Regions from separate parts of the Homo sapiens genome. Here region 2 is linked to region 1. Evidence: chromatin contacts called from ENCODE Hi-C data. All regions are on one chromosome and are shown on one strand. Each heading gives the region's core, a stretch centred on a gene start or an enhancer-like site at or near the end of the contact. The rest is flanking DNA. Distances are from core to core; before and after follow the strand shown.

Region 1 (3,072 bases), core at 149-2,648:
GAAAGAAAGAGGCCATAAAGAGGACTGGGGAGGAGCAAAGAAGAGGCACAGGAGTGAGGGGATTAGAGAAGGAAAGAAGTGTGGATTTAGCTGAGAGAAATCCAAGAAGAAAGGGACACAGGGTGGCAGGAGTTCCCAGCTGAGGTCAGGGTTCTGAACTGAAATCAAAAGAGGTAGAGTGCATTGGGATTCTGGCGAAGGGCAGGAGAGATTGGGGCTGTTGTTGAACATGAGGGGGTGTCTGGAACTGAGAGCCTCCTGGGAATTGAATTGGATTTTGTGTTAGACAGGTCTGGGTTCTGAAGAAGGGGAGGGTTTGGGTCTGCGGTGTTTTAGGTTGGCAGTCTGAGAGTCAAAAGAAGGCTCTTGAGGGGGATGGCCGGACTAGGAGGCCAGAGGAGGGGTGCAAGTCCAAGATATGCATGTGGGTGGTTAGGCCTGAGTGAGGTGCCACCAGATGGAGGATTCAGGAGTGTTTGGGCTCAGGGTTTGGGAAATTGAGGGTATTCGAGATCTAGAAGGTGGAATAAGTTTTCAAATTCCAGAATTTTAGGTCTGATGGGAGAGGTGGTGGAAAGGTCCAATTGAAAGGCAGGGACTGCTGGGATGTGAGAGGTGGAGGCCAGGAATTTGGAGGTTAGAGTGGAGAACATGTTAGGGGACCACAGTGATAATCAGAGGGAGGATGTCAGAGAGAAAATTCTGTGATCTGGGAAGGGGGCTGGGCTGAGGTGGGGCTGATATTGGACTGGTGTTGGACTGGCTCTCGGCAGGGCTAGGGCTGGGGCTGGGCTGGGGTCGGGCCACACTCTAATCGGATTGGGGCTGGGCTGGGCTGGGCTGACCCCGCGCACCTTTGTGGAGGCCGGTGAGCCGGTCCTTCAGCACCGTCAGCTCGTAGATGCGGCCGAACTCCTCGAACAGCGGCTTGAGGTCCTGCTCGTCCAAGCCCCGCGGGATCTGCCCCACGAAGAGCTTGATGGCGTCGTGGTCCTTCATGGGTACGGCGGGACCGGGGTTTAGCCCGCTCATGCCGACGCCGCTGTCCGCGGTGCTGAAACCCAGGCGCGGGCCGGGGCCAGCGGGCTGCGCTGACCCTCCCGGCGCCGCGGCCATGTCCCCGCCCTGTCAGCCCTCCCGCCGGTCCCACTGGTCCCGCCTGTCCCGCCGTCCCCTCCCTGGACCGGTGGCGAGGGCCAGGGGGAGGGGGCGGAGCCCGGGCGGAGAGGGCGGGGGGCTGCCCAGGGGGCGGGGTCCGGGTGGAGGGGCGTAGAGGGGGTGGGGCGGGCAGGAAAGGGGCGGGGCCGGGGCGGGGCGGGCCCGGGCCGAGGTGGCGGCTGAACGCTGGGGTCTGGCTTGAGGTCCCCGTGCGGCTCTCTCTGGGCTCCCGCCCGAGCTCTCCCAGAGCCGAGCCCCGAGCCCCAGCCCCCGTGCTTGGTGACGTCAGGCAGCTGGCCGCCGAGTCTACGCAAATGATTTGCATAATGAGGAAGCAGCCGCCAATCAGAGTGGGAGTTGACTGGGCTCGCCGGGGGCGGGGGGGGCGGCTGGGCTCACGCGCTCCTGCTCGCCATGGCAACCGGACCCTCGAATGCCCTGTGTGTGTCGAGTGTGTGCGGGCGTGGCCGTGGATCGCGCGTGTGCGCCTTGGGCCGCGTGAGGGGAAGCAGCTTCGTCATGCGTGATGGTGTCTGCCGGAGTCGGGGCTAATCCCCACCGCACACACAGGCACACACAGGCAAACGCAGGCACACGCAGGCACACACACCTCCAAACGCTGGTGCGTTTCCTGCGGGGGTGGATGGGGATTCCTCTTCTCTATTCCCACTATCGAGCCAGTCCCTCGGAGCCAATCCCACCCCGCCCCATCACACATCTCTGTCTTCGGTGTCTTTAACCACTTTCTTACCCCTGAGCCTCAGACACATTCGTCTCCCTTGCAGCCTTAAAAAGAAAGGAAGAATAAAATAAAAACCCCTTAAACACTCCTTGAACACGGATTCCTCCTTAGGAGAGTGAGGGAACTTAGCCGTATTTACTCAGAACCCATTATGCACCAGGTGCCCAGTTCATCCCAGTTCTGTGAACTCAGGAGTGTTCTCTTTTTCCGGAAAAGGAAGCTGAGGTTCTGAGGGTCGAGGATGTTAGGGCCAGGCCCACCCCAACATTTGTTGGGCCCAGCGCAAAATAAGAAATGGAAATCGACATACTGTGCATCTAAACATTTAAAAGATACAAATCAAATTACAATTTGTTAAATATGTTCCCCTCTTATTTTCACAAATACAGGTTCAGAATTACGAAAATGAAAGACATATGTACAGCTACGCTTTCTATATGACTGAAAGTTGGCAAAATATCAGAGCTGATGGAATTTTATTACTCCTGCACATGTCTAGGTATTCTCTTGATGGATCAGTGATGTTTGCACAAAGTAGTAATACAATGTTTGGACAAAGACACATACTTCATAAATTATATATTTATTCCATAATATATTTTTCATGCCTCTTTCAGTAAAATTGCTAATTATTTTAATAGAGATTTCCTTTTTTTTTTTTTGATAGGTTATCATTCTGTCACCCAGGCTGTAGTGCAGTGGTGCGATCTAAGATCACTGCAGCCTCAACCTCCTGGGTTCAAGCGATCCTCCCACCTAAGCCTCCCAAGTAGCTGGGATGACAGGTGCACGCTACCATGCCTGGATAATTTTTTTTCTTTTTTTTTTTTTGTAGAGATGGTGGTTTCACCATTCTGCCCAGGCTTGTCTAGAACACTCCTGAGCTCAAGTGATCCACCCACCTCGGTGCCCCAGAGTGCTGGGATTACAGGAGTGTGCCACTGCACCTGGCCTAATAGAGATTTTAACATAACTTGTGTCCATTGACTATTCTAAGAAACTGCTGGAGACCAGCAGTAGCAACTGGAATCATCAAAAAGTTCTTAAAACAATATTCAATTCAGAAGCAAATCATGATTTTTAAATGATTTATTTTTCTGGCTGAGCATGGTGACTCACACCTGTAATCCCAGCACTTTGGGAGGCCAAGGCGGGCAGATCACTTGAGGTCA
Region 2 (3,072 bases), core at 152-2,651, 1.7 Mb after region 1:
TTAATCTTCCCAACTGTCCTATGTGGTTACAGCCCATCTTCCTCCTACAGAGGAGCACAGCAGGGCAGCAAGGCTGAGTACCTCGTCAGGGTCATTAAACTTGTATGTGGCAGAGCTGGGATTTGCCTGCGGGGAGCCTGTGTCTAGACTGGCACCATCTGTGGCCTACATCATGGAGCGCATGGCCACGTGTTGGGGGACAGGCTGCCTGGTCTCTCCTTCTCTCCTTTCTGTGCTCTCCTGAGTTGTCAGTCTCAGGTGATGCAGAAGGCAGGTCTCTGGAAGCTACCCCCACCTTCTCATCCCTGTGCTTGAACTTTCATTTTAATTTTTTCATTTAGGGCAGTGTTTCTGGACCTTTTTATAATTATTATTATTGTCCTCTTAAGGAGCATTTTTAGCATCTTTTCCCAATTGTGCCTCCCTGTATGAAATTTTAATACCATAGATACACTGTACATTCCATAGGATTTTCTAGATACAAGATCGCATCATCTGCGAATAGAGATGGTTTTACTTCTTCCTTACATGGACATATGTATGGACTGTGAGCCTTTGGAGGGTCAGAAACCATGGTAATAGCCAAGATGGTCAACTGCCCTTCCTCCCCTGCCTTTTCATCCTCTGTGGGGTGATAATGCCTCTGTTGAGAATGCATGATTTAGGGTAAGGCCCCACCCCGTTACAATGTAGGTAAGAAGTGGTCACGGGAAGGAGTGGGTGGGATGCGGGCTGCACCTCTATGTGGGTGGAGACTAGGTGGGCCAGATGGAGGGAGATGGAAGGGAATGGAGATCCAGGTTTCTGAGAACACACTCGCCTGTAGTGGCCTTGGTCCTGGTCCCAGGCACAGGCACAGGCTGAGCCTGGGGCTAGGGGAGGAATGGGGCCAGTACCGTCACTTATTTTTGTCTCTGAATCCAGATGTCAGCTCCAGACCCGCTGGACCTGAATAAAGCAAATACCTGTGGAGACTCTGTTGAGAGAAGAGTCTAGAATTTCAACAGATTCTCCCCATACTAAAAGCAAACAAACAAAAACAAAATGAAACAACCAAACAAACAAAAACAAAAAACAGGAAGTTTGGACGTCTCTGTTCACCCTTACAAAATGCATTTGCTGTCAAGTGAGGGGAAAATTCCTTCATTCTTGGCTCAAGGAACTTCCTTAAACTAAGACCAGCTGCCTGGACTGTGCTAAATTCAGTTTATAAATATTATAAATATCCCAAACTTGATAGCCAAGCACATTACAAAAGCTAGCTAGCTAACCGCAGAAATTTTCCAAAATGCTAGCCAGTCAGACAAGTATGAGATATTGTGAAATCCTGTGTTGCTTGTCTGATTTCCTGAAATCATTCCTCTCAGACTGAGTGCAGAAGGCCTGGGGGTGGAATTCAGGAGCACTGACTATCTCCTACAGTTCTAGAGCCTTAAAGCCCTGGCCGACCCCAGGGTGGATTGATTGCACAGTAAGTCAGACCAACCAGCTGGGCGCAGTGGCTCATGCCTGTAATCCCAGCACTTTGGGAGGCCGAGGCAAGTGGACCTAGGGTCATGAAGAAGGTGGAGGCACTGAGGCCCTGAGTGATTTTATAAAGAACACCTTAGCAAATATCCAGCACTATGGGTTCACCTTCACTCAGGACCCACAAAGCCCCACGTTCTGACAGATTTTGTTTATCAGACAAATTGCACTTAGTCATGCTTCATTCATTTTTCTCGGAGACTTCCCAGGTTACATAGACCTGAGATAATCTCCCCATCTCGCCGTCACCCCCCACGAAGTCACTCCATGTTTCTGTTTGCAATACAGTCTTACATGGATCAATATTAGATTTTCATGGTGCTCTTTGCATTTTGCAACTATTGCTTAAGCTGGAGACCCAAAACGAGCACTAGCTTTAGAGTCAAAGACTCCTGGATTCCAGTTTCAGCTGAGAGACTGTGAGCACATCGCCAGCCCACTCTGATCCTGTATCCTATTTGTACAATCACCTATTTCCCATCAATTGCAAGGCTGGAAAGAAAAGTGCCCACTCTGGCCAGTACACGGTAGGAGCTTAGTAAGCTTAAGCTCTCTTGCTTCCCCACTACCCTAAAGTGTTAGGGGAAAGACAGATGTGGGGAATGTCACCTGGGAAGCTCCAGCTGTATGCTTCACAATCCTACTGAGAGGTGACAGCCTGCTGGCAGCCCTGGCTCGCTCTCGGGCCTCCCCTGCCTTGGCTCCCACTTTGGCGGCACTTGAGGAGCCCTTCAGCCCGCCACTGCATGGTGGGAGCCCCTTCCTGGGCTGGCCGAGGCCAGAGCCGGCTCCCTCAGCTTGCGGGGAGGTGTGGAGGGAGAGGCGCAGGCAGGAACCGGGGCTGCGCGCGGCGCTTGTGGGCCAGCGCGAGTTCCGGGTGGGCATGGTCCGCAGGCCCAGCACTGGGAGCGGCCAGCGGGCCCCGCCAGCCCCCCGCAAGTGAGGGGCTTAGCACCTGGGCCAGCAGCTGCTGTGCTCGACTTCTCGCCAGGCCTTAGCTGCCTCCCCGCGGGGCAGGGATCTGGACCTGCAGCCCTCCACGCCTGAGCCTCCCCCCACCGCCCCGCTATGGGCTCCTGTGCGGCCGGAGCCTCCAGGACGAGCGCCACCCCCTGCTCCATGGCACCCAGTCCCATCGACCACCCAAGGGCTGAGGAGTGCCTGCGCACGGCGCGGGACTGGCAGGCAGCTCCACCTGCGGCCCCCGTGCGGGATCCACTGGGTGAAGCCAGCTGGGCTCCTAAGTCTGGTGGGGACTTGGAGAATCTTTATGTCTAGCTAAGGGATTGTAAATACACCAATCAGCACCCTGTCTCTAGCTCAAGGTTTGTAAACACACCAATCAGCACGCTGTGTCTAGCTCAGGGTTTGTGAATGCACCAATGGGCACTCTGTATCTAGTTACTCTGGTGGGGGCTTGGAGAACCTTTATGTCTAGCTAAGGGATTGTGAATGCACCAATCGGCACTCTGTATCTAGCTCAAGGTTTGTAAATGCACCAATCAGCACTCTGTGTCTAGCTCAGGGTTTGTAAATACACCAATC

What was found. A loop is a pair of places that touch in the nucleus more often than their neighbours do.
Region 2: a loop to region 1 is called in a map of heart right ventricle, with 4 times the contacts of the local background. The contact joins the enhancer-like site here to the promoter of CELF6 in region 1. A Hi-C loop is called at or near these places in 2 of 168 maps with a recorded cell type or tissue (HAP-1 and heart right ventricle).

The regions. Positions count from the first base shown.
Region 1 is chr15:72,318,759-72,321,830 of GRCh38, forward strand. CELF6 (CUGBP Elav-like family member 6) reads right to left here and starts at 1,399. Exons shown (of 13, transcript NM_052840.5): 1 at 855-1,399. The coding sequence starts at 1,116. RefSeq lists silencers at 1,086-1,425, 1,486-1,535.
Region 2 is chr15:74,050,195-74,053,266 of GRCh38, forward strand. No RefSeq gene overlaps it. Among named protein-coding and RNA genes, the nearest start is that of GOLGA6A, 31 kb to the right of the region's middle. Within about 2 kb of position 1,402, at least 20 of the 41 ENCODE cell types and tissues checked have a DNase peak (open chromatin) inside an H3K27ac peak, as active enhancers do; they include heart right ventricle, where a contact is called at or near this core.